Linked DNA regions of Homo sapiens: regions 1, 3, 4, 5, 6 and 7 are each linked to region 2. The links are chromatin loops, found by intact Hi-C in ENCODE. Cell type or tissue: IMR-90. All regions are shown on one strand. Links, peaks and the distances in the headings refer to the core of each region. The heading gives the core; the rest is flanking DNA. Region 1 overlaps LOC107986651 (a long non-coding RNA gene). Region 2 holds the start of CITED2 (Cbp/p300 interacting transactivator with Glu/Asp rich carboxy-terminal domain 2). Region 3 has its middle 18 kb from the start of FILNC1. Region 4 has its middle 6.0 kb from the start of FILNC1. Region 5 overlaps LOC102723724 (a long non-coding RNA gene). Region 6 has its middle 49 kb from the start of LINC02941. Region 7 has its middle 240 kb from the start of MIR4465.

Region 1 (4,484 bases), core at 306-4,305, 72 kb after region 2:
ATTTTTAGTAGAGATGGGGTTTCACCATGTTGGCCAGGCTGGTCTCGAACACCTGACCTCATGACTGATCACATTTTCTAAAAGCACTGGCCTATGGTCCAAGAGCTAATGTAAACATTTCAAGGCAGATTTTTCTAGATATGCTAGAAAAAAAACTCATCCAATATTCTCTTTTATTCGAAAATCCAATCATTCATATTACAGTCTTTTCCCATATTTCTCTCAAATTTCTCATGCTGACTAGTTCAGGCCAGGTCTAATTTTTGGTAAACTGTCTTGGGGGGCAAATATTCCAAGAGAAGGACCTAGAGTCTGCCCCTGGGTAGAGGGAACCATACCTGCAGCTAGAGATAAACCACTACAGCTGCCAACGTAGGCCTTTGTGCTTAGCAGTTTGCCCGTGACTTGTAGCTAAGGCTTCTTTAGCACACAGGAGACAGAATTCTAATCAGGACCATGTTTTCTGGGTTTACTATACCCCGGCTCAGTCTGAGGGACAGAGAGGAGTGGTTTTGTTTTGATCACTTTCATTTGTGGCAGTCTATGCCTGCCTCTTGCTCTTTCAACAAATCCATGAGATTCCTCATTCTCCTCTTTCCTCTTTTTTAAAATCTTAATTTCCTAGTCATTTCAAATTTGCTGTTTTTCGATTTTCTCCTCCACCTGTCCTTCACCTTAATCCTCTAATCCCATTCGAGCAAAGTAGTAAGTTCTTTTCTTTGTTTTCTCCCCGTAGTTTTCTATTTTTTATTTATTTATTTTTATATCTTGGGAAGTTTACCCTTTTTGCCAAATGTGAATTATGCTCATTTGGACATTTAAGAATTCATTTTCTAGTTTTGATGAGGCTAAAATACTACGGTTTTTTCACTTTTTTTTTTTTTTTTCTAAATCACTAAACTTCTTGAAAGAGGTCTACACTTGGTCTATACTTAGTGTCTTTACATTTCATTAATTCCTCAACCCAATACTGTCTGGCTTCCACCAACACCACTCAATTAAAAATACTCTCTGACCAACATCCTCCCAAGTGGGCAGTTCAATGGCCTCACTTTCTCTTGTTATCCTACTTGACATTTATGCAACATTTGACACGGTTGACCAGTCCCTCCTTATTGAAACTCTCTCTTCTTTCTCCGCCTCTTTTATTTCACCAGCTTCTGCCTCTCTAAGCTTTCTTCTTGGGCTTCCTTTGCTGGTTTCTCCCACCCTTTGATGTTGTTTTTCTAGGGGATCAATTTATGGTCAGCTCACACTGCACACTCCTGCCCTATTCTAATTTCTTTAATAGCTCCATAAGCATTGATAAAGTTCTGTGGCTCATAACTTCTCAGCTGAAGTCCAGTTCATATTTCCTAGGGCCTATAGGACATCTCTTATTTTCTCTGAACAGGCTGTATTACTGTTATTATTATTACCATTATCATGATCATCATGATTAAATTCTCCACCAGTTTGCACATGCTGTTTTCTTTGCTTCCTACATCCTTCTTTCACCACACCAGCTTGGAGCACTCCCGCTAATTATTCAAGACCAGCTCTCCTGCTATCTGTTCTTTGTCACTCTTAGGAAGAGTTAGTTGTTATTTCCTTTCTTCTTTTTGAAGCATTTTGATAGACATAATGACTTACATTAATGGAATTCTTAGGTGCCAATTGCTGATCTAAATTTTTCACACACATTATCTCATTCATTCTGCCTGGTAGCCTCTGATAAAGTTACTCTACCAATTTTGGATGAGGAACCTAAGACTCCATGTAGTAACTTGACCAGGGTCCCATAATAAAGTTTCAATTCCAGGGAGTCTGAATAACCTCCCCAAATAATAGTAGCTAACTTTTACTGACTGATTACTTTGTGCGTGGATTTTCTGTGTTGTCTCATTTAGTCCCCAGAACAGTTAGGAAGGAGTATAATCATGATACCTATTTTATAAATGAGGAAATTGAGGCGTATCTTGCTCAAAACTGCATAGCCTATGAAGTAGCCAAGTGAGAATGTACTTTGTATTATTTATCTCTATGACAAAACTTCCCAAATTGTTCTATGAGTAACCACTTAGGTGCTTCCATCTTGCACACTTCCTTCAGCTCCTTGAAGGCCCAGATGATGTCATTTTCAACTTTAAAACCTTTTATCTAGTCACAAAATGCAAGTTGGATCAATGTGGAGAGAAAGAGAGACCGATAGACAGATTGGCTATTGTTGTCTTTGGGTTGTTTTTCTAGGGCAACTGATATGCACCCACTTTATTATATGTTTTCCATTGCAAATCATTTGTTTTGTGTAGCATTATGAAGTCTAATGTGAAAATGCTGTCTCTGCAAACTTTCTTTTTGAGTAAAAATAGTTTCAGTTCCCAAAGGTAAAATAACTGCTGCCCTGACAATCTGTATCTGCTTCTCTCTCCCTTTAGCAGTTTTTTAGCTGTTGTGTTCAGATGGAAAGTTTACTTGAAAAGACCCTTATCTATTCAGAGATAAATACCACATTTCACAGAATATAAGCTGACAACAAATTCAAGTCATGTCATAGTCTGAAAGAGGACTTTTTTTGTTGAGTGAGACTGTACCCATCTCAGGTACTTGACAGCTCTATTAGTGTTTGTGAAATTACAAAAGTAATACATTATATTGTAGAAAATATCCAAAATACAAAATTGTATATAGTAAAATTTTAAAATCTCCTTTGCTATATATCCTCAATTATTTTCCTTCATTCATTTTGCTTACTATACTTTTTCTAGGCATTATAAACACAAATGTGCATATATGCGTACATGTTGAGTTTTTTAATTTCATAAACTGAGATCACAGTATACACTTTCTTTAGCACATTTTTCTTATAACAATATATCTTCACGTGTCTGTATGAATCAATCTACTTCAATCTTTTTAATGGCTACATAGTGTTCTACGTTAAGGAATGCATACCCTGTAAACCAATTCCATTTAGAAGAATACATGGATTGGTTTCCACAATGCTAACTACATACATATCTTTGTGCACACATGCAAGATTTCTGAGGCTGAGTTCCTCAAAGTAGAGCTGCTGGGTCACTTGGATAGACTCTTCTTGTGGTAGCTGGCCTCCAATAGCTGCCCCCACCACACCACACCTTCCAGATTCACATTCTAATGTGGAAGCTGCCCACATGAGTCTGGGCTACCCATCTTTACAATTTTAGCAAACATAGTAAAATCTATCTACCGTATTTTAATCAACATGGAGAATTTATCTGAATCTATAACTTCCTCTTTCTCCTGAACATGACCAAACCGGTAGCACGCTTTTACTTTTCCCTCTCCTCTCCCATTTTCTGTATTTAATGAAATCCTCTTGCACCATGTCATTTCTTTTTAAATTGCTCTTTTGTAGTTTTAATTTTTTCCACTGGAATAGACATCCTGGTGGTAAGGATTATAAATCATTGCATGTGTAACAATATCTTTATATTTTCTGCATTCTAGATTGATGTTTTCTCTGGTTATGGGATTCTGGGTTCAAGAGAGTTTTCTCTTCTCTTTTTAAAGCAATTTCTTTGTTATGTAGTACTTGTTGATATAAAATGTGATGACAAACTGATTTTTGTTCTTTTAGGTTACCCATGTTTTTTTCTCCTTGGAAAATTTTTAGATTTTTTTTCTCTTTGTCCTTGTAACTCAATAATCTCACTAAGATTCCTTTCTGTTTTTGTTTGCTTTTTAACATTTTCTGACTCAGCAGTTTGTCAGCCATTATCAGGAAGGACATTCAGATTCTGGAATCCTAAAGCTCTCATAGCAAGGAGGCTGAATTTTCTTTTGTGATTATTTCCTGCCTGATACTCCCCCCAACCTTTTTTTTTTTTAATTTTTTTTTTTTAATTTTAAAGAACTGTCAAGCTGTGAGAAAAACCAAAACAATATTATAGAGAAGGAGAAAAATCGGATGTGCATGATTTTAAAAAAATCTTCAACAGTTACATTATTTGTTAATAGCTTTTGACGACCAATCATTCTACTTTTTCCTACTGAATAGGCTTGAATATCTGAAAATAAGATATGTTATCATTCTTCTTGGTCATGAAGGCTACATAGTTACAGCCAGGCACGAGAAATTTAAATTACAGAATTGATGTATTCCCAGGGGTGAGGAAAATCTGCTTTCTGTGTCCCAAAGCCTATATTCTTACTCATTTTCTTGATAAAATTGGAGATGGGCTTGTCTGGAATAGTAATTTGGCCCCATTCATTATGAAATCATTTTCAACAGTTTAACAAGTGCATTTAGATTACATATTTAGATTGCATGAATTTCTAAAAAATATTAATAATATATAAAACTAATGTAAGCTGTCAAAATAAGTCCCTAGCCTAAATAAATAGCTTAAATGTATTAAAGGAAAAACGGTGGATCTAACTGAATATCCATGGGCTAATCTTCAATGAATGTCTCTCTGTGCCAGGTACCTCTGCTATTTTGTATAAGCATTGCTTCTTTT
Region 2 (4,484 bases), core at 366-4,365:
CTGGGAGTTGTTAAACCTGGCCGCGGGGGCCAGCGCGCTCGGGGGGTGCCCTCCGTTCACAGTCCCCGGCCCCATCGCATGCCTGATGCCGCTCGTGGCATTCATGTTGCCCGCGCCGTAGTGTATGTGCTCGCCCATTAGGGCGTTGAAGGCGTGCTGGGGCTGCTGCTGCTGGTGGTGATGGGGGCTCGGGAACTGCCCCATGCCCATGCGGTGGGCAGGGTGATGGTGCAGCCCATTGGTGCCGTCGGGGAAGCGCCCGTGGTTCATGGCCATCATATGGTCTGCCATTTCCAGTCCTGGAAGTGAAAAGGGCAGATAATGAGACCCGCGCCACACGTGTCGCCCACCACAGCGCACCCCACTTTTGCTCGCCTCTGCCCCCCAGGATTCCCGGGCGCACGTCGGCTGCGAACCACCACCCCCAAGATCCCACTAACAGCCTGTGCACCCGGGCTAGCCACCACGGAAGAGCTACCACTCATAACACAGCCGGACGCTGCACAAACAGCCCCTTCCCCTGCGATCGGGCGGGGGGACCCGAGCCCACACCCCCTTTGCTCCCCGAAGTGGCCTAATAAAGGAAGTGCCCCGTAGCCCTGCTGCGAACTTCAGGCATTAAATCAGCCCTCCTCATCCTGTTGTTGCACATCCTGTTGTTATTCCCCAGCTTCGCCTCACGCTCTTCCTCCGGGCAAACCCTGCCCTCGGAGGACTGGGCTGGCAAGAGCCCCAGCCAGCTTCGCCCGTCGCGCTTACCTTCCGTTTTTGCGATTTCTGCTCCGAAGACCGAGGGCGGGCTCGTCGCGTCCAGGACCGGCTCAGCAGCACATAGAGGGGACCTTCCTGGCGTGCAAAGCGCTTCGCTGTCGCGATGTCGGCGCCGAGGTCTCGCAGCGGCCGCTGGGGCAGATTCGGAGCCGTTCCCTTTTATTTCCCCTCCGTTGCCCTCACAGCTCGGCAGGACCGCCCGGCAGCTGCCAACAATGAGCTGTGTTTCTTAGGGCTTTGGCCACAGTTAATATAGGCATTTCGGAAAGGCGGAGCGAGAGCCTCCAGGGCGGGCGGCGCCAAGACGCGGATTCCGGAACACCGCGAACACCCTGGACCGGGTCCCGGAGCCGCGTCCCCGCCGCCCGCGGCACGTGCTGCAGAGGCTGCGGGGCCCGGGGGCCGCCCAGTCGCCCCGTCGCCCCCCGACTCTGGTTTCTTCCCGGCCCAGAAACGCGAGGTTGGCTCAGCCACCCCCGAGGCAGGGGGAAAATCCTCCCCTGCCGCCCCGCCCGAAGGTAGAGCCTGCCGGGATAGCCACGAGGAGAGCTCACCGCCCCCCTCAGGCTGGATCTACCCCACCCCCAGCTTTCTCACTCGGTTCACCTAGCGATCTGCCCCGCTCTCTACGGGAAAAGGGGACTCGCCCAGCGCCCCCCGCCCTCCAGAGTGCCCTTGTGCCTCCCCGGTTTTGCAAAAGCTTCCACAGGCAGCGAAGAATGGCTGTGCTTCCTCGAGTTGGGTTTTAAAGACCCGGACAAATAATGCGCCCTTTCCTGAGCGCGCCTTCCTAGGCTGTGCCTTTGTGTTTTCATACGGGCAGTGGGTAGACCTACTCTAGATCACCGCTTGTAGATGCATTTTTTTCCTCCACTCCTTTCAAGGACAGGAGCTGGGGGCGGGGAGGGGCAGCCGCTGCAGGTGGACGGAGCGCGCTCGAGGGCCCGGCCACCCCCGCTCCCGCGCCCTGGAATTCCAGTCCGCGCTTTCGGGCCCGCCTGCCGCTCCCGGGGTACGTGTGCTTCTGCTAAGTTTGCGTTTGCAGCTCTTGGTAGCTTTGGCATCCGAGCTGAGGCGTCTCTGCTCTGTAAACAAACTCAGCGATCCTCGTCCCCAGATCCACCTTTTTGCACATACACAGTTACTTGCTTCTGCTGTTGCCCTGGATCCGGGAGGTGGGGGTGTGTACAAACTTGCAGAGCCTCCCTCCGGGCTCTGCCTGACGGTTTGGGGTTGATTTAGAAGCAAACGGGTTTGTAATTAAGAAATTTGAGGGCTGAGTAAGGCTGCTCTTGCTGGAAAAGGAAAACAAATAGATAACGTGGTAATCGCTTTGTAAATAAAGTCGTTCTGGAGGTGGGCACGTAGCTGCACGTCCCGTATGGCACCACGCGCACACACACGGCTGGGACTCTTCCTTTTCAGTGAAATTGTTCAGTGGGGCAATGGGCGATAATAATAACCTTGCTTCCACAACGCGGCACAACGAGCCTGGTCGCCCGTTTGGTTCATTGACTTGCAAATAAAACCCCTAACACAGGTCTGGGCTACTACCAAGTCGGAGCTCTCTGGCTTTCTCACATGGGGAAGCCGAGTTGTTTCCCCAACACCATGATGGGGCTGTTCTGAGCTTTTACATTGCTCTTTATGTGGTAAAATCGAGTTTAGCGCTCCGAATAAGGACTTCTGGGCAGTTGTTTCTTCATAACTCGATAGCCATTGAAGACTTCCTGCTGCGAAGAGCGAGTCCGCCTCCCCGCCCCCCCCTCGTCTTTTTCCCCCTTCTTGCACACAAGACTTTTAAAGGCCCTGTTTCTTGAGGACTGGAAATTCTGATACATTTCCCCGTTCAGGAATTTGCAAAAGAGACCCAATCCTGATTATTTTCGTCTATGACCCCTCTGTCTTTTCCTAGTCAGGCATATTTTTGTAAATGTTGTTACTTTGTGTCTTGTCTTCTTTCCTCTTCCAGGCTCTCCGGCAAACCGTGCAGGCAAATAATTTTTAAACCTCAAAAATATTTACTTTTTAGAGATACGGGCACATGACACATTGCATTGTTAGTTGCAACAATTCCCTATTCTCCTAACCTCCCACCACCTTTACCTGTAGGTCAGGACATGCAGTTTACCGTATCAGAGGCTTGGATACCTGAAGGGGCCACTTCCTATAAAAAAACAGATTCTAAAATATTGGTAAAACCCAACCTGAAAAATCGCGGGATTGTTTACTTTCCCTTCTTTGTACTGCAAGTGTCTTTCGACACAAGAAACAGCTTTTGAATGTCTAATCTAAATTCCTCTTGCAACCACTAAGGAAAGGTGGAGCTCCATCCAGCTCCAGTGGTTCTACCTACTATTGGGAAATCCCTGGAAAGGTCACCTGCCCATCCCCCATCCCTTAAAGGAGAACAAAATAGTTCTGGGACCAGCTGGTTGGAACATGGCATGCTTTGTTCATTTATTCTCATCCGTCCACTGAATGTCCTCCAAGTGCCAAGTGCTTTCTTGGTGCCTGGAGATACAAACAAGATAGGAACTCATGGTCACAGGGAGAAAACTGACAAACAGGCCTTGAACACACTGTGATAAATGCCACAAAGGCATTGAAGGAAAGGGCTTTGGAGAGCACATAGGAGGGACACCTACCCCCCTCCTGGGTGCTTTGGGAAGGCTTTCCGGTGGAGATGGTGACTAAGTGGAGGCCTCAGGATGAATGGAAGTTTGGTCCCATTAGGAGTGGGGTAGAAAATGTATGGCTAGGGAGTGAATGCAAAGATGAGAGAAATAAGGTTGGAGAAATATGCTGGGGCCGGATGCCAAGGGCATTGTGGCCTCAAGCTGAGAAATTTTGCTGTATCCCAAAGACATTGGGAGGCAGGTAAAAGCTTGTGAAGCCATGAGATAGGAAAGATTTGGATTTTAGAAAGATCAGGGCAGTACTGTGGAGAATGGTTAGAGAAAGTAAGACAGGAAACAGGGAGTCCAGTTAGGGGGCACTTACAGTAACCCAGGGCTCCCAGAAGTTCCGTATAACCAGGGTTTATCCCGTGAACCTGGGTGAGCGAGCAAGTGATCTGTCTGTGGCCCTCACAGCACTGAATGGTTGTATTCATTTCCCAGAGCTGCCATAACACAGTACTATTTAGGTTGGTGCAAAAGTAATTGTGATTTTTGCCATTGAAAGCAATGGCGAAAACTGTAATTACTTTTGCACCAGTCTAATACAAACTTAAGGCTGATCAAGCTTTAAACAACAAAACATTATTGTCTCACAGTTCTGGAGGCTAGAGGTACAAGGCCAAGTTGTTGGCAGGGTTGGTTCTGAAGACCGTGAGAGAGAATCTATTCCGTGTCTCTTTCCTGGCTTTTGGTGGTTTCCCGGCAATCTTTGGTGTCCCTTGACTTGTAGATGCATCACACTGATCCCCACCTTCATCTTCATGTGACGTTTTCCACCCCCCGCCCCCCTGTATGTGTATCTCTGTGTCCAAAGTTCCCCTTTTGACAAGGACTCTAGTCCTTTTGGATTAGGGCTTCTCCTACTGGCCTCATGTTAACTTGATCACCTCTATAAGCTCCTGACTCCAAAGAAGGTCATATTCTGGAGGTTAGAACTCCAACATATCTCCAAGATATTTTTGCGGGGACACAATTTGACTAATAACAGTGGTAAATAAACTGAGTAATACAAGACCCCTGCTGCTGACAAAG
Region 3 (4,484 bases), core at 140-4,139, 380 kb after region 2:
ACATCTTTTAAAAAATGATCAGGTTAACTCTTCTAAATAGCTTTTTTGTCCTTCACTTATCTTCCGGCATGGAGAAAAGGAAGATTCAAGATCTTCTGTAAGAGTGTAAATCACACACACACCGTCAGAACTCTGTTTATATAACATTTAGGGTGAAGGTACCCTTTTATGAGCTTTTGTAATCCAACGGAGAATCTCTGAAAGCCACAAAACCTCTCCTGTGCCCTAAAACTAACTAAGTTTGCTTTTCTAACTTCCCAGTGGGCTAGGATACAAAGTACGTGGACACTCAAAAGGTTTGAAAAGCAAAACAGAATCAAGAGGTGGGGGTGGGGAGGGGAATGTAGGGGTGGCCAATAAGGATTCTTTTACAACTCATAGTTCTCTATTGAAAACTGAGATTTCTGGTCACATTGGGGCAGAATAATTGATAGCAGCTGCAGACGAGAAGGTTTGAGCATGTATCTCCCCAGGCAATATTTTCTTTGGTATTCTCAATGGTATGTTGAAAGTATAGCAGTTTAATATTGAGTCAGAGTTTCTTTAGTGAGCTAAGTGAACTAAAACAACTTATTTATTCCATTTTCTTCACAAAAACTTGCCTTATCCCATGTTTTTTCTTAGGCCACCACTGTGTGGTCATGACATTTGCCTGTCATCAATGTTGGTGATTCTGAGAGACCCTCCTGTAGTAGGGGGTGAATGAACGCAGAGTGCCCACGGGCTGGCACCATTTTGGCTGCAAACTGGCCTCTCAAAGTCAAGAATCCTTGGCCTATTAGTGAGGAAAAATTCAGGATTATAGGAACGACTTCTCTTTCAGTTCCCATTGCTAGTAATAGTAAGATAATGAAGAGGAAATTAATCTTCGAGATGTTTGAAGGTTTTCTTAGTACAGGCAATAAACAAGTTGCAATTTAGGAGATAGTAATACTTCAAAATGGTGAAAATGAGTCCAAAATATTTCCAAACTAATGCGCTAAAAGGAAGAATGTGGGCATTTTTCAATATAGACTTTCTTCAAAGGGCAAGTCTCTGATTCCTTTAAAAAAATATTTCTTTAAAAACTTCACATCTCTTTCCTTTAGTGAAGGTTCTCATTTTAAATGTTCCTATTACGATAAATAGAATAAAAAGGGTATGAAAAGGCTATTAAAATAATTACAGAAGTTCAGGTCATAAATTATCTGTTGATTCAGACTGTCATCAGGTAAGTCAATTGCTTCAGTGTTAAGACTAATTGGCCAGACTAGAGAATTGGCTATAAATGACTTCAGACATCTGGATCAGATCTAAGTCATCAGCTTGGCCAGTGTGATCCAACCTGCATTGAATATTCCCCTCATTTGAGCAATAGACATTAAGTGTTATTGTGTTACTGGTATTTTGTGATATTAGTTTGCCAATCTGCCACAAAATATGACGGGATTAAACACACACAATATAGGATAATGGTGAGATAATGGGATAATGGTAATCAGCAGCCCAGGTGTCTCATCTGAGAGAAACATGGCCAAATTAAACAGCTAGTGAATGTTGACTATGGATTGGGTTCATGAGCTAGCTATTTTTTTTTTCAGATTGCTGTGGTTAAGAAAACTCATATTTAACCAGTTTTGCATGGTTCCTAATATATCTAACCTAGACACTACTATCCAGCTCCATCTCCTCCTTCTCTGCCCCTTGCAAAAATATGAGACCAGAAATGGTTTACACTTCTATATGGGCATGCATGCATTTATGTAAGAGTGAATTGTCTAAAAAGTGTCACAGGCTTTTAAAACTAACAATCTCCTGGGCCTGGAAAAATGCAAGATCTCGACAAACGAGGCAATAAATGTGGTGGCAAGGCATCCTCTCCTCTGACAACCCCCATAACTTAGGGGTTCACTCAGCTGTTATCCTCTCTGTGTGAACATTGTTAATTTAGTAAAATACAATGAAATCAGGACAATTGACAAAATCTGTTCTTATTCACTGCATTTATCTGGTGACCAGGAAAACATTTTCAATGTGACAACAGGCTTAGTCTCTTCTAGATAAAACTTCTCCTAGTCTTTTACTTGAACTCTTGATAATTTTTTACCTCAACAAAAATAGTCAAACTTTAAAGTTATATTATGCCAATACCTCATTTAATTCTATGATTGCAATAAAAGAAGTTGTGCTGCAAAACTAAACTTCCTAAATATCTGAAAGTTGTATTTTTGAACTTCAAACCTTTAAAAAATTGAATTATTTTTATTGGAAACATAATTATACTTGAAATTTCTCTGCTTTCTTAAACACCTTAAACGGTATATTAAACATAACTATTTTTATGACTCAGGTATAACTATAAATATAAATGTACCAATGCACTTATGGCCCATTAAAAGTTTGAAGCAGTTCACCTTTTCAATAAATCTTTGTATTATCTCAAATTACTATATTTTATTTGTCTGCTTTTAGTAGTTTTTCTGTTAGCTATTAATCCTTGCCATTCTTGGGGTGCCTACTCTATTACTCAGTTCCATCTCTTTTCCTTTTGCAGTTTCTAATCTGCTATGGTCTGGGAAGCACATAGCTAGCATTCTTAAAATTTTGTGAAAACAGGAGAAACATGCTTTATGCAGTGAATGAGCTTTACCGTCTGGATGTCAGGAAAACTATTTCTCTTGCCCAGAGGCCTTATTTGCTTATGTAGTGGAGGGACACAAATTATTTGCTTTCAGATGACACCAGACTCTTTTCATGGGGAAATTCTTTGATATCTGATAACTCCACCACTAATGTTCTAGGTGCTTTGATTCTCTGCGGAATGTAGAATGAACACACTCGTAATAATACAAGTGCTTTTAGGCATGCAAAATGCACATCCTAGCATACATTCTGAGGTGCTTATAGTGCAAAGAAAATGTATAGTTGTCAGGAAAATGAATGCTCAAAGAATTGACACATAAGTATTGTGGTGTATATGTTTTATTTTAATATGAACTTAGCTATTTTTAGTTAAAATGGGTTAGATAATAATCAATGTATTTGTTTACACCTTCTAAAAAGGGGAGTTAAGCCAAACTTCACTGGCAGAGAAAAAAATAAGCTAGGTGAAAATTAGAGATAGACAACTTATTGCCATAGAGAGAGAAGTAAAAATCTCAAAATCTTTACAAGCCTGAGAGGATTGAGGAATCTCTTGCTGAGTGAAAAAAAAAATTTAGTCACTTGAATTAAAATGCTTCCCCTTCGGGAGCAAATGAAAAATTTAATGTTTTTCTGACGTAGTCACACCTAATATAACAGTCTTTCCTTTGTAAGAGAATTCTCCATCTTAAAATCCTAGAATGCTCTGATGTCCAAGGCATAGACTCCTTAACAAGCATTTTCATTCTCTTTTTCTGATGCAGGAAGCTTCTTTAGTAGGTCACAAATAAACTTTAATTGCATTTTGTAATTAAAAACATGTTCAAATGATTACTAACTTTTAAAAACCCTTAATATGAAGTACTTTCATTCTTTTTTTAAATAGAAGTTTTGCAAAGACTTAGGAAAGTGTCCTAGAAAAGTATATGTGAATTTGTGTTTCTTTTAAAAAAATTATTCAGCCCAAATTGTTCCTCTTTAACCTTTTGTACATCTTTTCTAAGTTGTTAATTTGCTCCAGTGTTGTTGGGATAGTTGTGTGGTTCCATCTGCTTCTCTCTCTCACTGTGTGTGTGTGTGTGTGTGTGTGTGTGTGTGTGTGTGTGTGGATGGCTGAGGTAGCTGGAATATGAGAGGTGAGTTGTGGAGGAGAAAATTGAGATATGAAGGTATTTGGTGATGTATTTGGGGAGTTGATATCAACCTTGAGAGCTGACTGCCTTCAGCTTGACTGATAACAGTTATTTTTCTTTCTTCTCTTCTTTTCAAATCACTAAAATGGTTAAGGGTTTGCAGGATCAAATTAAGTACACTTGGTAGGAATTGCATTCATGTTGCAATGATCTCTGAGAACAGATTTAGCCAGCTATGGAGTTAGGTTCCGATTCCTGCTTTGTCCTCACATACAGTAGTTTGTTTACCTCTTTTCCGTGGCTAAAAATGAAAAACAGTAAACACAGAGACCATTTGCTCTGACCTTTTCCATCTTTGCGTATTATGCAACAATTTGGCTAACTGGGCAGAAAGTGACAGCATTTGACTCCCAGAAGAGATGCCAGTTGTGTGTATCTCATTACAATGTTCAACTAGATCAACTTCACTGTAAATATTAAAGAAGTGCCCCTTTAAGGCCCTTACTCTGACCTCTAATGCAATTCATTTCACAGAACATGAAAAACAAATCACCAGAATAAACTTCCTGAATTGTATTTGTGAGCTAATTCTCAATCTACTTATAAATATTATTAGGAGTATTGGCTAAATGCTACCATATGTTAAGGCAGAATTTGTAGAATCAAAATGCCATACACATCACACAATAAATGGAGTTCACTGCTTCTATCATCCTTAGTTATTTTAAC
Region 4 (4,484 bases), core at 367-4,366, 390 kb after region 2:
ACCTAAATAATGATTTTCTCAACTGTCATTTCCCAACATATTGGGTGACAAAAATTTCCAAATTGCATCATTCCCTACTGACTCCCTGAAGTGGTAGTGTTCTCTGCTGGCAGTTTAAAATGAGAACTGTCTGCTTTCAAGGATAGACCGGCTGCGGGTAGGATTGATATTCTACCATGAAAATGCAGCAGCTTAAAGGAGCCATGCCAGAATACTCTCCACCACTTAATACTTTTTATTGCTTTTGACAACTTAAACTCCACATTTTTTCCTTCTCTAGGAAAACATATTGGTAACTAGACATATACATAACATAGATTGGTATAATGATGATGCCTTTTATGATTCACCTTAACCATTCTTTCGTGACCCCTGCCATCAAAAACATTCAGTGACTTCCAGTGGCATTCCTAGCATTTTTGACACCTTGGCTGGATCATTTTTATAACACCCCTCACTTTGTGATGCAATTATTTTCATGTAGTAATTAGCAATCAATATAATTTTTAAATCTTCTGTTTTAAAACAAATGAAAAGAAGTGATTTTGATTCTAAAGATTGTGCAAATTTGGGATATTTTATATATGAACTAAAATTTGCACTTATCAAATAAAAAATGTTATACTTGCATTTTGCATTTAAACGAAAATAGGAAACTCCAAGTGATCCCATAATAACTCAAGTTCTGTTTCTTTGACTTAGAATTGCAGCTATGTCTGCCCAAGGCAATTGCCAAGGTTTCCCAATTTATCCTGAATGATTGTAGCTGAGTGGGGTACGTTTGGGGAACAATTGTTTAACTGGGAATTTGCTGAGTTAACTTTTATGTTGAACACAATATTTAATAAAGGACAAATAATAAAAATGTGCTAATTCAAACCACACAATGTATTATTAAAACTCAATGGTAATGGCAGCAATTGTTTAAAACTAAGACCAGAAATGATTTTTTTTTTTTTTTGAGGAGGAGTATTTTATCACTTCATTGTTTAGAAATGTCGGCAGGAAGTGATGATTAGAATCAGAATGACTGGGTTTTATTATAGCTTTAAAATTTTTTATAGACAGGGTACCCCCTCATTGTCCATACCCAGAACTCCCTCATACTTGGTCAGTCACTGGTGACTCCTCAGTGTTTACATAATTGAGTCTAAAGTGGTGATCTTTAGCATAGTTCTCCATCATATGGCCTCAACCTCCTTCCAGCCTACTCCTCCACAGTTCACCTATTGCGAAAATACCCCATCATCTAGAATTGTGAAAATATTCTGTTCCCTGAGCCCTCCTCTTAAAAAAATGCTTCTCTGTGTGTTTGTATTTCTCCCTCTGACAATGTAAGTGTAAAGAGCACAGGCTTTAGAGCCAGGATTTTGTGGGACTGGATTTTCCCTCTGCAGCTTATAAATTGTGTGACCTTGGACAAGTTATCCAACCCATCTGGGCCTCATCCTCCTCATCTGCAAAAATATTGATTACAGAGCCCATTTACAGATACCACTGGATGAGATGAGAACACATAAAATATATGTTAAATTGTCTTATCCCTCCATATCTTTCATTATTCTCCCTTAATAAGTTTTGCATATCTAACAGTTACAGGACTTTGATCAAAATAGGCCTGCATAGAGTTTGAACAACTGAATTGAATTTATTGGGCTTCATTCATGATATACAAGCTTCCAAAGTCACATGGTCTAAGCCCAAGCTCCAGTTCTTTCTACAATTGCCTCAGCTGTGAGTCTTGAGCATTGTCATAAGAAGAGAATCTAGGATATTTCTCATTTGGCTTCAGTTCCTCTTCTTCAGCTGTCCAGACCTCTTTCATTTAGAAAAACACTGTGACAAAATGAGGAGGCTGCAGAAGCACAAGTGGGAATGGCAGCTGACCGCACGGGGAGAAGGTGTCTATTTCACCTTCAGGACCATCTTAGCATTTTGAGCAGCTCATAGGTCAGGAATGCTGTTGTCATCAGGGTTAGAGCTATGTCCTGAATAAATACCAAGTTAGGAGGAAGATGACTCAGAGCTGCCTAAACCTCATACTCCTCTGATATTTTAAGCAACAGAGAGTGGCAAGCAGCTGTTAGATATCTTTGCTTCTTTGTTCAGGCAAAGCTTAGCCTGTTCCATTTGGAAAGAAAATGGTCATAATTTCCAGCCCATTTTAAACTCTTCCTTCTTAGAATTGTTACTGCACACATAACCTGGGTCACACAACTTAGTTTTCTGCAATCTCAACTCTTTTTCTAATTATTTCCTCTTCCCCAAATGGATATTAAGTTTGTTGTGGAAAGAGAATATGCCTTATATTCCTCTTATATTCTCTCCAAACTGAAAGATTAGCCTTTGGCCCAGAGTAGGTAGTGCATACAAGCACTAATTTCATTTATATGGGACTTTAAAATGAAAAATTACCTTTATGTCCATTCTTTTGTTTAAACTTCACTACAACTTCATAAAATAATTGTTATTATCTTTATTTTATAAACCAGGAAACTAAGGTTTAGAGAGATTAAGTATACTGCCAAGGATAAGGATCATACAGCTAGTAATTAGCAAATCCTGCATTTGTGTGTGTGTGTGTGTGTGTGTGTGTATTCACCTCATAAATCGTATCTTAAAGACTCATTCATTAATGACAGCTTAATTGAAAACCTTTAAAAAATATATTTAATTTTTTTCTACTTATTAAATCCTTGTTCCCTAACTTGTTTTTATTGCTCTGAAAGCAGCTAGAAAACCATTTTGTAATTTGCAAAGATGTAGATCTAGAACCTAATTATTTCATTTGTATGCAGAAAAGAAAACCTGTACAAATGTAAGAAGAAATGGCACAGGAAAATCCCCAAGTAATAAGAAACCATAAATTCATTTGTATTTTAGGTAATATGTTTATGGCAGATATTTAGAGAATTCACATTATTTTGGGGCATCATTATTTATCTGAAAGATTAGGAAGGGCGTGGAAGAGTCTGTGCGGTTAAGGAGAGCAAAATAGGTGTAAATAATATCAATTGGTAGACTCATTTGATTCAGTCAACAGGTTTTATGAAGCACCTGCATTTTCTGTCATGGCTGGAGAGTGGTTTTCAACACATGTTAACATTTGGGTAGGTCAGATACTCTGTGAGTTCAATCAAGATAACCCTGTTTACCCACTAAGATGACTCAGAGAGCTGCTAGGACCTAGTTTTTTCATTTCGGTCTCGTGCTGCAAATGGTCAGCAACTATGAGATTGATGGAAGACATTTGCCTCAATTATTATGCTATGATTCATAGATTCCTACTATAGAACATAACTGAGTATTTGGCCTTCCTCTTTCAGTTGGGGAGAGTAAACAAATTTCTTATTTATATCAACAAGTCATAATTTGAGCAAGTTAAATATTAAAACCTATTGAAACAGAAAAAGAAGTTAAGTTTAGGTGTGGATAATGTCAAGAACAACTATTTAGTCTTTATTTGCGAGATGATGGGCAAACATTTTATGCTGCTTGCAAAATTAATGTCTTCAGTAATTTACTACACCTTTTACTTCATTCATGACAATTTCAAAGGATTAACTGTGAATGGATATTTGAGGAAGTTAGCTTACTGGATCACCAAAGAGTGGCCCAAGGAAGGGTGGGGAGTAGAAAAGTGCTCAGGAGATAGCTGTTGAAGCTGCAGAGAAATCTCTATTTCTATCTCCTGGTTTAAACCCTCCATCCCACTCAATGTGCATTAACCTGAAATATTAATAGATCACTGTGCTTCTCCCTTAAAAACAATGCACAGGCATTTAGATTGATGATTGCTGCTGCATTCAAGGTTCTGTAAATAATGATAACAATACTGTCTAGCACATTATATAAGATCACCTAAATTATAAGTAGAAGATGTATCACGTCATGGTCAAGTCTAATATATATAATTTATGGGCTTTATTCTCACTGTTGCAAGTGTCTATTGAAGAGGGCAAGAATAATGACCCTTATCCAGAAAAATATGTGAAGCCTGTGTCTTTTTCTAAATCTGGAGTTTAAGAAACTGTGCGATCCAAAGGAAAATCCCTTTCAAGGGGAAAAATTAAATCATTTAAGATCACCCCTCCCACTAGGTTCCATTAACCACATTTTGTGAACTTAGTATGTGTCTGACACGATGATGAGTATAATGGCAGTGGTGGTAGGAGGTGTAAAAAAGTGTTGGACATGTGCCTCACTTTCACTGTTAGCACTATTTCTTTGAGGAAAGGATGGCAGTCTGTCTTTTTCTTCTGTTTTGGGAATATCCCAAAGAATTATTAAAAATGGTTTTAACTTTCATTGTGTCCTCAAAGTCTTGTGCTTTGATATTTTTTTTTGTTCTCTGAACCTAATTTTACACTTTCTCATAGCTATAAGTATTCATCTTTTAAATATTTCTTTCTCTTCCAAGACAGCTTTCTCATAACTTATCTCGCCTGTCTTCTTTCTTTTAGATTTTTGCTGATTTTCTTAAC
Region 5 (4,484 bases), core at 242-4,241, 1.5 Mb after region 2:
TTTCTTAATTAATTGCAACTGCAACCTTTCGGTTGTTCACACCCAAAAACTTGGAGTCATTTTTTTCTCTTTCTTGTAAATGCTACAGCCAATCCATCAGTAAATCCAACCAGATTTGCCTTCAAAATATATTTAGAATCTCACCCATTCTTATTACTTTTGCTACCACTACACTGGTCCAAAACACTATCATCTACCACTTGGAATATTCTAATAGTTTCTCATTAGCAGAGATAAGGAAGAGCTTGAATTTGGCGTACCATTTTATTTCATTTTTATTGCACCTCATTGTATTTTGCAAAAATATCAATCTACGATAAACTGAAGAAAAATTAAAAAATTGGGTCCATCACTATAGACCAGTTAAAAAGCACTGATAACACGTATGGTAAAAAATGGTAGATAATTCATATGGGAAAAATTAAGTGGAAATGAGAATAAGGAATATGAGCATCAGAAGGCGGAGGCTATAATTGAATTTATTTTTCCCTTCATGTTCTTGTTTTAAAAATTATTTTAAATACAAAAAAGCTGAAAGTAGATTAGTACCCAGGTGCCTTCAACTTTTATTTAACAATTATTAAGATCTTGTTTACTTGCCTTATAATTGTCTATAAATAAACCTATGCATCATTTTTATGTAAATATAAAAATAAGTTGCAGATATCATGACACATAAAACACTCGGCATCCATTTCTAAAAAATGAGGGCAATCTTTTTCCAAAGGTACAGTGCCATCATCACACCTAAGAAAATGTCAATAATTCCGTAATGCCATCTTTTATTAACTGTCCTGGCCACTTCTAAAACTGAATGTTAGGAAAAAAAAAATATATTATTCCTGAAATCTTGGGTCAGAAGGAGATCTGAATTTGGAGGCAACCTTGCTTTAAAACAGTATGGAATTTCATTTTAAATTTATTTTTTTACATTTATAAAAAATTGTTTAATGTAATCTTAAAATAAATGTGTTCAATTGCAATGATAAAAATTTAGAAATGATTTTTCAAAGGTGTACAGACTGTTAAATCCCTATATTTTAAATCCCAAACATTACTATAAGGTTCTTCCATCCAAACCATTTTCTTCACACTTTTCTATCAGTAATGTAATATATTTCTTTGGTTCATTGATGAAAACCCACATAAATATGAGACCTCATTTCACATTATATAGATGAGGTTTTCACATATAGAGATAGTACAATTTCACTCCCTAATGTTCTTAAACCATTTCTTCAAGTTCTCTCCTAAAATGATTGTATATATATATAAAGTATATAAAGGCAAATAGTCAATAATTTATCATTTTAAAGCTAGATGACTATTTCAGAATGTTAGTTCATCTTTCTGATTTTAATCAGTTTATACTGAAAATGTGTGAAACTTTTCCAGAAAGTCAATTTTAGTCTGCAGTTGGTATTACTGTATACATTTCTTTTTACTGAAAATGACATATGCATTTTAAAAATCTGTTAAATGGTGGGGATGTACATTACTGGCAGAATCATTCACATAGTGGGGATGTTTTCTCCTCTCATAGAAAAAACCATGAAGTATCTAAAACATTTTGCCCTGTGCATACATCTACAGATCTCCTGTCTTCTCAACTACAGATTGGGTTGAGCAGAACACAGATAATACAGAAGTACATTTTTTTTCCAGATTAAACTAGGGTAAGTACAGAAAAGCATATGTCTGTATATAATATAGAACTTTATATTTATTTGAAACACGTATATGCCAAAATCATCCTGCAGATGTTCAAGAAACTTGTTTACTAATTTGGTCATTCACTTGTATTTTAAAAAAAGAATATAATCTTAAGTTTTTAGATTGCTTAACATTTAGAATTTCTTTTCATTTCTGACTGCTTTCTGAATGAGGAACTCTTAATTTGAAAGACTGTTGGCAGAACTGACTCAAGTACATCAGCTCATGCACAATATGTTGTTCCTTCTCTGGAACTGTACATATTGTTTTTCTTCCCCTTGTGGATGTTTATTTGAAGGATGAATAGGTCACTCTTAGCAGGAGAGCTAGTCATGTGACTGCCAGATACTGAAGACAGATGAGTCAGTTCCATGCAGACTACAAATTATGCATGCTGGATAAATCTATATTCATATTTGCATTTGACCTAAGCCTCAACTTTAAAAATAGATTTAACAGAAATTATACAGAAATTCAAAAATTGTTTTGCTAGGAAGCAAACAAGTTATGCAATACAATTTAAAAAAAGAATGTTCCCTCTGCAAGAAAGAGATCACATTAGTGATGAAATACTATATGTCAGTCTGAGCTTAAGCCCAAATTCAAGAACATACTGTACACAAAACTTCTGAAATCTATTTATCTGATGTGTGACTGATAGCTATTGATGCAGCTTGGAGACCTTAGGGCGATACTGACTCCCCATCATTTGTCATTATAAAGTATTCTTTGAATGGAAAGTTGTTTGCCTTTCATGGTCAGGGGAAAATAGTCCTGGTGGCTGGGTGCTAGTTAGAGGATAAGAACGTGGGCTAAGAAGGCAAGGAGCTGGTTTCAAATCCTAGTTTGGCTGCTTAGTTGATTACATATATCTACAAATTATAACTGCATTAGTTTACTCATCTGTAAAACGTGACATGACTAATAATGATACGTGCTCCACAGGACCAAGCTAAGGTGTGACTCATCTGACATAATCTTCTAAACAATTTAGCATACGGGTACGTACTTACCTAGGCCGTAATACCTGTATTTTCTTCTCTTTCGTTCTTTCTTTCTTTTCTTTGTTTTGAGACAGGCTCTCACTCTTATCATCTAGGAGTGGTGCGATCTCAGCTCACTGCAGCCTCGACATCAAGTCAAGTGATTCTCCCACCTCAGCCTCCTGAGTAGCCAGGACTACAGGCATGCACCAGCACGCTCAGCAAATTTTTGTATTTTTTGCAGAGACTGGGTTTCATTGTGGTGTCCAGGCTGGTCTCCAACTCCTCAGCTCAAGTGATCTGCCAGTCTTGGCCTCCCAAAGTGCTGGGATTACATATGCATGAGCCGCTGCACTTGCCGTCCCTCGCTCCCTCCCTCCCTCCCTCCCTTCTTTTCTTTCTTTATTTTTGAGAGTCTTGCTCTGTCACCCAGGCTAGAGTGCAGTGATGCAATCTCGGCTCACTGCAACCTCCACCTCCTGGGTTCAAGCAATTCTCCTGCCTCAGCCTCCCGAGTAGCTGGGATTACAGGCAAGTGCCACCATGCCAGACTAATTTTTGTATTTTTAGTAGAGAGGAGGTTTCACCATGTTGTCCAGGCTGGTCCTGAACTCCTGGGCTCAAGTGATCCACCCCTCAGCCTCCCAGAGTGCTAGGATTACAGGCGTGAGCCACTGCGCCTGGTCTGATTTTCTTTTTAATTAGGTCTTTGTATATGTGCTATTGCACCACAAGACTATAGTGCACACAGACTGTGATTTTTGTAAAATTTTCTATGCATTCTAAGATCTCAGAAACATTTGTCTTGCCTCTTTTCCCAACATACAAGAATTTGAAAAATAAGCCTCCTTTTAACAAAGATCTGCAACTAATTTTTTAAAAAGAACCCTGAGAAGAACAAGGATATAATGCTAAATACTGATCATAGCTAAGTAACAGCAAGTTGATGGTGTATGAGGACTAAGTTCTGATTTTTTTTTTTTAATCTTGCCCAAATTCCTTTCTAAGGAGTCTGGGGAGTCATGCCTTACAAACCATAAATTCTCATCAGATGGGTTTTATTTGACCCTATATATCATGACTTACTTTTCAATCTGACTCTGGCATAACTTTATAAGACAAGCAAAAAATATTTAACCCCCAAATATATTTCCTTGCCTTACCTTGAAATTGACCTGCAAAGTCTCTTGTGGGAAAAATCCACATTGTATAGAAAATCCCCTTTCCCCCTTGTTTTCCTTCCTCTCTTTCTAGATCCAGAAGATAATCAACTAAGAGCCAGGCACCCTTTTAGGTCTGATAAGAAACAATTTACAACCTGCTCTCTCTCTGAAGTCAGCTATCTGAGAGATTCCTCTGCACAATAAAACTTGGTCTCCACAATCCTTTATCTTAACCTGAACATTTCCTTTGATCCCAGGTCTTCAGATAAACTCAACCAATTATCAATCAGAAAATATTTAAATTGTCCCGTCTTTCTGAATGAAACCAATGTATTTTTTTTTTTTTTTTTGAGACGGAGTCTCGCTCTGTCGCCCAGGCTGGAGTGCAGTGGCGCGATCTCGGCCACCTTTTTCTCTCAGATGTGTTTTTGAGGTGTATCCATGTTGATACAGGTCACTCTAGTTAATTCACTTATCTGTTATATAATATTTGTGGATTTAAAATATATTTTTTCTTGAGTCAACATTTAAAACTTTTAAAATTTCTTGTTTTACAAACATTGCTGCTTTGAACATTTTCTACATCTCAATATACAAGAGATCTACAAGCTATCCAGCAAGAATG
Region 6 (4,484 bases), core at 344-4,343, 550 kb after region 2:
CCTCCTGGGTTCAAGCAATTCTCTGCCTCAGTAGCTGGGATTACAGGCAACCACCACCATGCCCGGCTATTTTTTTATTTTTATTTTTAGTAGAGACAGGGTTTCACCATCTTAGCCAGGCTGGTCTTGAACTCCTGACCTCATGATCCACCTGTCTTGGCCTTCCAAAGTGCTGGTATTACAGGCATGAGCCACCGCGCCCAACCTCTTTTCTTTTTTGAATAACTGTACCTACCTTTTTTCTTATCTGTGTTTCCAAATTATGGCTCTTACCTCATATGAGGTCTTATATCTCTCTCTTTTTTTTTTTTTTTTTTTTTTGAGACAGACTCTCGCTCTGTCGCCCAGGCAGTAGTGCAGTGACGCAACCTCGGCTCAGTGCAATCTTCATCTCCCGGATTCAAGTGATTCTCCTGCCTCAGCCTCCTGAGTAGCTGGGATTATAGGCATGCGCCACCTCACCCAGCTAATTTTTGTATTTATAGTAGAGACGAGGTTTCCCCATGTTGACCAGACTGGTCTCGAACTCCTGACCTCAAGTGATCCACCCGCCTCGGCCTCCCAAAGTGCTGGGATTACAGGCATGAGTCACTGCGCCCGGCCAAGGTCTTATATCTCTTTATTTTTTTCTTTTTCTCTATAATTTCCTACATGTTAATAACTCCTCTCATCACTGTGAAGCCTGCAATGTCCTTCATGTTCCCATCCAGTGAGGAGTCCAGTTTCCTTTTGACTATATCATGCTTTAGGAGGGATGCCCTTGAATGTTTTTTGAATGCGTTTGTCCTTAAATCACTGTTGACTATAAATATATATTTATATATATACACACACAAATAGCCAAAGGAAGATATCGTTTAAGTCTGAGACCAAAACTAGGCAAGGTTTTCTGTCTTTATTTTGTATTTTTGTACGCATTACAGTGTTAGACAGCTTTTAATTAGCCTCGCTGAGTAAAACTGCTGCTGATGGATTTTTCTTTGTGGGTGGGGGTGGATGCTCAGTTTTCTACCCTGATTACTAATTATTATTGTCTTTGCCTTTCAAATCAAATCATAGTTTTGAAATCACAGAGCTCGATTTAACTGCAGCCTGATGACTCTATAATAATTTTGAGGAATATTGTGCAAGATTCTACTTTCCCTGATTTCTATTTGTTATGAGCTCATATTTATGAATGGAAGTGTGCAGTCCAGTCTGATCTATGGCTTGTTACAAATGTGGAATATGTATGCGTTGCTGTTTCTGCCTTCTTTGCAACACACCACCACCGTGATTCATGTGTAAACAGGAGGCCGCTTCTCCTCAGTCCTTCCCTTCCATCTTGTCCATGTGCTTCACAATTACAGCCAGTTGAGGAGGCGAAGTACACAGAGGCCACTGAGTTATTTTACATGCTGTGGGCTGCCAGCACATTGTGAATCCCTAGGGATCCCCGAAGCCCATTACCAACCCAGTGAATCACTCTGTTTGCTTTTCCGCAAAAAAGAAATGTGCAGCTGCGTACTTCTGCCACGGACTTTGGAATTTTGTTCCCTCTTCCATCTGCGTTTTGTGTAAAGAAATTCTGCCGGAATAATTACTTGTCTGTCCCCTTTGCTCATTCCCAACATAATCATTCTTCAACCTTCTGTTTCCAATTAGTTCTTATCTCAAATGGCTTATTGGCATCAATCTGTTCTCAGCATCACCAAAGTGCACAAAACTACCCTGAAACATAGGGGAATCTAGATAAGGCTGAGGCTCACCCATCAATCCAGTGGAGTCTCCTCATTTCACCCCAGTGCCTTCCTTTTCTCAGGAAACCTGAGACAGGAGATGGTGTTGAGACAGGCTGTTGATATAGCACATTTTGGAGCAAAATGACATCCATGAATATTGCAGGTACTGTGCAAGGTCTGCGAACATAGCCATTGTTGGACATCTGGTGTCAAAAAGAACTGTTTCAAAACAAGGTCACAGTGTTAAATCATGGTGTAGACAGCTTCTGAGCAGTGTCCACTGCTGGAGAGGGTAACCGAGACCTGTTTGTCAATGGTTGCACTCTAAGTCTTGGTAGTCACTTTGATCTGCAAACTGTTTTGCCACAGGATCATGACTAAAAGTGGGCTGAAAGAACTCTGCTGCCTTTATTAGTCAGCTAGGCATAAAGAGAGAGTGGTAATAGGGTCAGGCAAGAAAAACAGCACTTTCGAAAAGGCTAGTGAACTTGGCATGGCATGAACAAGCCCAAGGACACATGTTTGATAAACATGTAGTTACCTATGCTCAGACAAAAGAGGCTTTAGAACTTATACATCCAAAGTTCCTTTTTTTCTTCTTTTCCAAAGAAACTGACATCGAAGGGCATTAAATGGCTTTTCCAAAATCATAACTAATTAATGGTAGAAGTTGAATTCCAATCTTTTTAACTCCTAGTAAAGTGCTCTTTCTAACAAGCTGCACTGCCAAGACCATGTCTGGAATAACTCATTTAAAGCACAGGTCAAAACTGCTCTTTTTATTCCATGAGCATGTGGATTTCCCTCTCTTAGTCATTGCTTAGTTCTAGGACCACGGCCAATACTTGCCACATAGGAGACATTCAATAAATCTATATTTTCTGGAAGAATGGAGAAATGAATAGAACTACATTAAGGCACTAGCAGGCATTGAGTGCCTCCTATGGGCCAGACACATTTCATACAGTGTTTCATTTGCACCCCCATCTTGGGAATGGGTCCCTGGGACAAATCCCTCTTCCTGGGGTCTAAACTCTTCCAAGGAGAAGCCATTTTGTAATGAGATTTTTATCTGGACGCAAAATCAGCCCCTAAGGAATTTGAAAGTTGTATGCTTTAGGTATAGAATTACTGGAGGCAATTGACTATGCCGCCACAGTTTAATTTCAGATTCACTGTAAATGTGGGATTGGATTTTATCTATCATTTTAAAAGATCTCTTTGGGTGGGGTTGCCCTGTCTTGCTGGCACCCCTTGAAAAACCCCACCCTTGAGCACTCCCTCACTCTAGATGTGATGAGGCTCCCCACCCCCACCTCCCCATCTCTCCTTGCCTCAGAGGAGTCAGGCTGCACTCAGCCCCATTGGACCTATAGTACTGGCTGGGGCTTACTTGCAGCCTTTCTCTGGGACATACTGGACCACAGCACACACATTTTGCCTGGCAGCCTGTTCATGTCCCTCTGAGGATCCCTGATAGTTCTGTTTTTCTTCTGGCTTGCTAGAAGGGAAAAGGGTTTCTAAGGGTAAGTGGCTGTCAAGATAACACCCCAGTCCTCCTTTGCCATTGGTGTGTCTCATGCCTGAAGTGGTAGAGATGTACACCCCTTAACATCCCTGGCTAACTGAAATTCTTTCCCTTTCCTTATCTCCTCAGTGTTGGAGGAAAAAGTTGCCATTGAAACTCACTTGAGCTTTCATTCATACTCTGGTCAGTTCCTGTATAATGGTACTTTCGTGTACAGGGGAAGAAAAAGTTCTTTTACTTCCACTAAGAAAGAAAAATTGACTTTAAAGTAGGAGATAGTTGTTATCAACCCTATTTACATATGAAGAAACCAAGGTTTGAAGATGTTTCTATGTGTGCATGTGTGTCTCAAGATTCTCAACTAATTGATAGGAGAAAACAGAGTTAAAATACAAGTTGGTCTAATTCAGAAACCCAAATTATTTCTGTGACACCAACCTTTACATGAGAGAAGATAAACAGATATGAGAGTCAATACAGTCCCATTCTTGCAGATAATATACAAAATAAAAGAAAATCAATAGTTGATTTGCAGAATTATAGCTCTTCCCACTCATACAATTACCAGAGAGAAAGAGAGAGAGAAATGCAGTTTTTATCCATATTAAAACACACACATACACACACTCAAAACCGGCAAAATTTCATGATCAGTTCATTGCAAAGTGTGATTCTCCTAGGATGCCGTCAGCTTTCTTTGATTTTCTTTACATTTTGAGGCTCTACCACTGGTAAAAAGTGAGCTAATTGTGTCAAATGGTGGTTTATTAAAAGAAGTTATTGTTAATTCAGTGCCATAGAGAAATCAATGGATTTCACACATTGCCAAAGCTCCTGTATCAGTTGATGTGCCACCTTTTCATTTATGTAAAAATTTAACTTCACAAAAATTATCATGGAAATATTAAGTTTTCTTTCATAAATTGCTGTAGATAGTTTTCATGAAATCTCTTCATCTAAACTTACTAAAAAAAAATATTTTGGTCCTCTACAGGTATGGACAGAATAAAACCCACGATTTATATGGTTCACATATTAGCCAAAGCAAGAGGTATGTTTGCAACCTAAGCTACTTATAAAAACAAACAAAGCTGCTTAGTTTTTCCTCTTATTTGCATATGCATTTATTTTTATATAGTTTTTGGTATTAAGAGGCCACAAACCCTTTAGCAAACAGTTTGTGGAATGAACTGGAGTCTCTGCTTCCTTGTAAAGAAAGGAGGACCCGGCCGGGC
Region 7 (4,484 bases), core at 239-4,238, 1.5 Mb after region 2:
GACTGATTTTATACTTTTCAGGTGCCTTTCGTTACTAGACTGTTATAACTGAGAAATTATTATTTGAATTCAATATTGATCCAAAGCTTTGGTATTTGTCTTTCAACAGAGGCAGATCAATGACTCCAGTCCCTTAGTGTAGAGAAAGGTCAGTCTGGTACTGAAAATCTTCTTCATTTTTCCTTTTCTATTTGTTCCTCAGGGTTTGTCACCATTGAGTGATAAAGGTGTCAGGTCCCAATTGTCAGTTCATTGTTGGCTATGTGGATTTAGAATACATGGTACTTAGCAATTTTTGAACTTAGCTGTGTGCTTCAGGCACAATTCTGAAACAATAGGAAAAGTTTTGCAAAGCTATACATACACAAACATAGCCTTAATTTTTTATAAAAATGGGACTTACTATACAAATTCTTTGTAACTATTTTTAACATGTATTATATCATAACATTGTTCTATATTGAGCATCATTAATAAAACTTTCATCTTTTCTACATTACAATGATAACACATACTTCTCTTAACAATTGAAATGACATACAAATATTCCTTGATTTACAATGAGGTTATATCTAGATAAACCGGTTGTATGTTGAAAATATTAAGTCAAAAATGCATTTAATGCACTTAACCTTTAAAACATCATAGGTGAGCCTAGCTTACCTTAAATGTGCCCAGAACACTTCCATTAGCCTACAGGTGGGCAAAGTCATCTAACACAAAATCCCTTTTATAATATCTCTTGTAATTTATTGAATACTGCACTGGAAGTGATAAACAGAATGGTCGTTTCAGTTGTTTACCCTTGTGATTGCGCAGCTGACTGGGAGCTGTAGCTCACTGCTGCTGCCCGGCATCCTGGGACTGTATCCTGCAGCTAGCCAGAGAAGAGAGCAACATTCAAAGTATGGTTTCTAGTAAATATGTATTGCTTTCACATCATCATAAAGTTAAACAATTGTATGTCGAACCATAGTAAGTCAGGGACCATCTGTATTGCAAAATGCATAAAAGCCATGATAGTTATCTTTCTCTACTTCTCTTTCTCATCTCATTGAGATAACCAATGCTAATAGCCTAAAATGCTCACTTTCAATCCTTTTTTGTTGTTCATGAATATATATATATATACAGGCATATATATTTACATATATTATATCCACTGTTTTCTTTGTTATTAAAGTAGAATCATATGATATACACACACCTTTGCAACTTTCTTTTCCCCTGAAAGAGTGACTCCCCATCAGTTGGAAGAGTAAGATTTAACAGTTTTCCAATACAATTGTCTATAAATACAGATACATGTAGACAAATACAATTTTATTTAAATTAGGTTTTTTTCATGGGCACACCCGTTTCCTTCCCTCTCTTCTCTCAGGCAGTCTGTGCCAAAAAAAAAAAAAAAAGCAAAACAAAACCCTCAGGTATATAAATCTTTTCTTTTTTCACATAATCTTCCATACATTTTTTCCCTCTTTCACTCACACACCTGCATGAGTGTATAAAATAGAGCAATTGATAACTCCAAACACTCTTTTCTGCATATTACCTTTAAAAAAATCAACAGTAAGGCTTCGAATGATGATTGAAAAGACCCAGTTCAAATATACAGCTTCTCCTCAGATCCTTGGGGCCATACCAAGATGGAACACATTTATGGGGCCAATATAAATCTTTCTCCAAGGTGTCCATTAACCCTCGGATCTCTGAAGAGTAAACAATCAGCAGACTCAATTCAGACTCTGCTCCAAGGCTTTCCAGATTGTCCCCTAAAGCCTCCAGGTTACCAAGATCTTGTATTTCTCAAACAGCGTTTCTCAAACATTTGGTTCAAATCCCTTTATATTCTTGTTATTCAGGACCAAAATACTTTTATTTTTGTGGGCAATATCTCTGAACATTGATCGTATTAGATATGAAAACTAAGAAACTTTGAAAATATTTGTTCACATTTAAAACAGAAATAATAAATGTGTTACATGTAAACATACTACATTTTGAAAAATATTAAGTAAATTAATGCATAATAAGACTATATGCTATACTTAGGTGTTGAATGTGGCTATGGAAAGTTTTATAAAAATGACAGATGAATAACAACTCCTTTTCTGTTCATACACCTACATTAACTTTTTTTTTAAAATGTAAAGGTGTATTCTGTATTACAATTGTTCCTGGATAGAAAATAATTAGCCTTGACTGTTATGGAAAGAAAATAGAGATGACTAAGACTCCAAATATTTGATGAACTACCTGTTGTCATCAAAACGTTCTGAGAGAAATATAAAGTTGTCCTATCACAAGCACATACACGCTATGCATTACAACAGGACCTGTGTTGCAAACTCTTTGTGGCCTCTCCTCAGACATACGTTCATAAATTAGATGGTTCTGGCTCCCTTACATGTGTTCAACTTACAAAACTTGCCACTTCTTTTTGAAGAGTACCTAACAACTATGAACCTATCTACTCCCTCACTGGAAGCTTCTTCCCATAGTAAAAAAGGTGATTTGTTTCCTTAGCTTTGACTCATGTTAACTCTGTGACCATCTACCTTTGAGTGAAGGCTGGAGAGAATGAGTAAGTAAGTGAGTGAGTGAGTGTTTGTGTGTGTGTTTTATAGGGAGATTGCTGGCAAGGAGCTCCTCCTAGAGGTTAGGGAATGCATCTCCCAGTATGTGAAGTTATAATTGTTTTAAGAAACTAAATACAATGTCAAGCGTGCATATGCTCTGTTAGTATAGATGTATATATAGGAAACCAAATTTTTTTTCTATGTGTGTGTAAAAATTTTGTCTTCAGAAGTTGTGTCTTCAAACATTTGGGGTCTGTAAGAAAGTCACAGTAAATAAAAGTCATCTTGATCAACTGTGCCACTTTATAAGTAAGAAAAATAATAACAATCATTTGAAATCTGTTGGCTATCAGAATTTTTGAAATCTTGGACATATATCCCCCAAGCACAATGTTCCACCTTTCCATTTTCAGTGGTCAAAAATTTTAAATTGAAGTTTCTTAACTAGAACTTATGACAGAGATATTTAATAAATAAATTTAGATTTAAAGAATTCTTACAAAGACAGTATAGAGAGTTCCAGTATATCCTATGCTCAGTTTCCCCTATTAACAACTGAAATTAAAATAGTACATTTGTCATAGTTATTGAACCAATATTGATACAACATTATTAACTAAAGTTCATTTTAGATTACTTTTTTAGATTCCCTTGGTTTTCCTGTTTTTTTTCATATAAATTATTTATTAACAGACAAGGCCCACATGCCAATTTCTTCTTGGACACACCCACAGCAGGGCCACTGCAGCCAGTGGTCTTGGCGTCCTTGCCTCAGACATGAAGGCCCCAGAAGTGGCACAGCCCTCTATTGGCCTGAATCTTCTTCAGTCACTCCAGATCTTCACAGACCTTGTTTTCCAGACCATTGGTCAGGACCTGGCTATATTTTCCATCCTTTATATACTTCTGTCTGTTTAAGGACCAGTCTGGGATCTTGTACTGGGGTAGATTTTGTATAATGGTGATCACAGGTTCCACCTCATCCTCAGTGAGTTCTCCTGCCCTCTTGGTGATGTCAATGTCTGCTTTCCTCAACACCATGTGAACATATCTTCAACCCACACCCTTAATGGCAGTGATGGCAAAGGCTGTTTTCCACCGCCCATTGATGTTGGTGTTGAGTATTCGCAAAATATGCTGGAACTTCTCAGGGATCACTATGGATATGGCAGCAACACAAGTGGAGGTGTGGAGGCCACCTGTGGAACAGCTCAATTTTCCTTAACGTCCTTTTTCTGTCCTAAAATCCCAACCAGCATACCACATTACAATTAGTTGTCCTGTGTCCTGTGTCTTGTTTGTGATAGTTTCTCAGATGTTCCTTGTTTTTGATGACTGACAGTTTTCAGGGTTACTGCTCAGATACTTGGATATTTGGTAGAATATCCCTTAGTAGAGATTTGTCTGAACTCTCTTTTGTGGTTAGAATGCACTATATGTTCTGGGCAGTACTATAGAGTTTTATTTGGCCTCAGCATAGTAATCATGTCAGAGTTCCTGGCTCATGGCCAAGTTTCCCAAGAGATGGTCTTCAAGTAGAATACGCTTAGCAAAAGGTGATCAGGAAGTTCAGAGTTTCTAAGTGCTCAAGGGTGCTTTAGAACATGTACATTTTCAGGAAGTTTCTGGACCCACATAAATATTGTATTTGTTCCTTGTTCCTAGGAGGCTATTTAATATTATGTATATGGAAGGACAATCACCAAGAAAGTTAACCCAATACCCTACAAAGATAAAGTGGCTTTACTGATAGGATGCACATTCAACCCAATTTGACAGGGACATTTTCAAATTCTAGCGGTTGTCCCATTGTCATTTTTAATAGCCTCTGCTCTTAACTTAAAAATGCTGTAGGTTATATACTACATTTCATCATGGATTTATTTCCTACTGCTGCTGTAACAA

Evidence for each region. Peaks named below come from ENCODE experiments on the same cell type or tissue, not always from the same donor. Only the 100,000 strongest peaks of a DNase experiment are listed, where the experiment ranks them.
Region 1: it touches region 2 in a loop (2.1-fold over the local background); 8 of 110 quality-filtered maps call a loop at or near these places.
Region 3: it touches region 2 in a loop (7-fold over the local background); 54 of 110 quality-filtered maps call a loop at or near these places.
Region 4: a loop joins it to region 2, with 4 times the contacts of the local background. A loop is called at or near these places in 56 of 110 quality-filtered maps.
Region 5: it touches region 2 in a loop (10-fold over the local background); 4 of 110 quality-filtered maps call a loop at or near these places.
Region 6: it touches region 2 in a loop (9-fold over the local background); 16 of 110 quality-filtered maps call a loop at or near these places.
Region 7: a loop joins it to region 2, with 20 times the contacts of the local background. A loop is called at or near these places in 42 of 110 quality-filtered maps.

The regions. Positions count from the first base shown.
Region 1 is chr6:139,446,108-139,450,591 of GRCh38, forward strand. All of the region lies in intron 4 of LOC107986651 (a long non-coding RNA gene), which reads left to right. Among named protein-coding and RNA genes, the nearest start is that of LINC01625, 26 kb to the right of the region's middle. RefSeq lists a cis regulatory region at 3,043-3,171. In IMR-90, for the core only: no CTCF peak of the experiment used is centred there; a DNase peak (open chromatin) is centred at 2,074; H3K27ac peaks cover 157 bases.
Region 2 is chr6:139,373,654-139,378,137 of GRCh38, forward strand. CITED2 (Cbp/p300 interacting transactivator with Glu/Asp rich carboxy-terminal domain 2) reads right to left here and starts at 995. Exons shown (of 2, transcript NM_006079.5): 1 at 760-995; 2 at 1-299. The coding sequence starts at 291. RefSeq lists enhancers at 94-153, 664-833 and silencers at 374-523, 984-1,363, 1,534-1,843, 3,099-3,393. In IMR-90, for the core only: CTCF peaks have their summits at 920 and 1,950; DNase peaks (open chromatin) are centred at 1,008, 1,848 and 2,358; H3K4me3 peaks cover 2,365 bases; H3K27ac peaks cover 2,711 bases.
Region 3 is chr6:139,751,002-139,755,485 of GRCh38, forward strand. No RefSeq gene overlaps it. Among named protein-coding and RNA genes, the nearest start is that of FILNC1, 18 kb to the right of the region's middle. In IMR-90, for the core only: no CTCF peak of the experiment used is centred there; a DNase peak (open chromatin) is centred at 2,590; H3K27ac peaks cover 1,047 bases.
Region 4 is chr6:139,762,845-139,767,328 of GRCh38, forward strand. No RefSeq gene overlaps it. Among named protein-coding and RNA genes, the nearest start is that of FILNC1, 6.0 kb to the right of the region's middle. In IMR-90, for the core only: no CTCF peak of the experiment used is centred there; DNase peaks (open chromatin) are centred at 1,877 and 3,197; H3K27ac peaks cover 1,373 bases.
Region 5 is chr6:140,855,947-140,860,430 of GRCh38, forward strand. All of the region lies in intron 1 of LOC102723724 (a long non-coding RNA gene), which reads right to left. Among named protein-coding and RNA genes, the nearest start is that of MIR4465, 170 kb to the left of the region's middle. In IMR-90, for the core only: no CTCF peak of the experiment used is centred there; a DNase peak (open chromatin) is centred at 2,015; H3K27ac peaks cover 848 bases.
Region 6 is chr6:139,924,833-139,929,316 of GRCh38, forward strand. No RefSeq gene overlaps it. Among named protein-coding and RNA genes, the nearest start is that of LINC02941, 49 kb to the right of the region's middle. In IMR-90, for the core only: a CTCF peak has its summit at 2,657; DNase peaks (open chromatin) are centred at 1,329, 2,099 and 2,549; H3K27ac peaks cover 964 bases.
Region 7 is chr6:140,919,166-140,923,649 of GRCh38, forward strand. It overlaps the pseudogene RPS18P10. Among named protein-coding and RNA genes, the nearest start is that of MIR4465, 240 kb to the left of the region's middle. In IMR-90, for the core only: a CTCF peak has its summit at 2,654 (motif pointing left); a DNase peak (open chromatin) is centred at 2,616.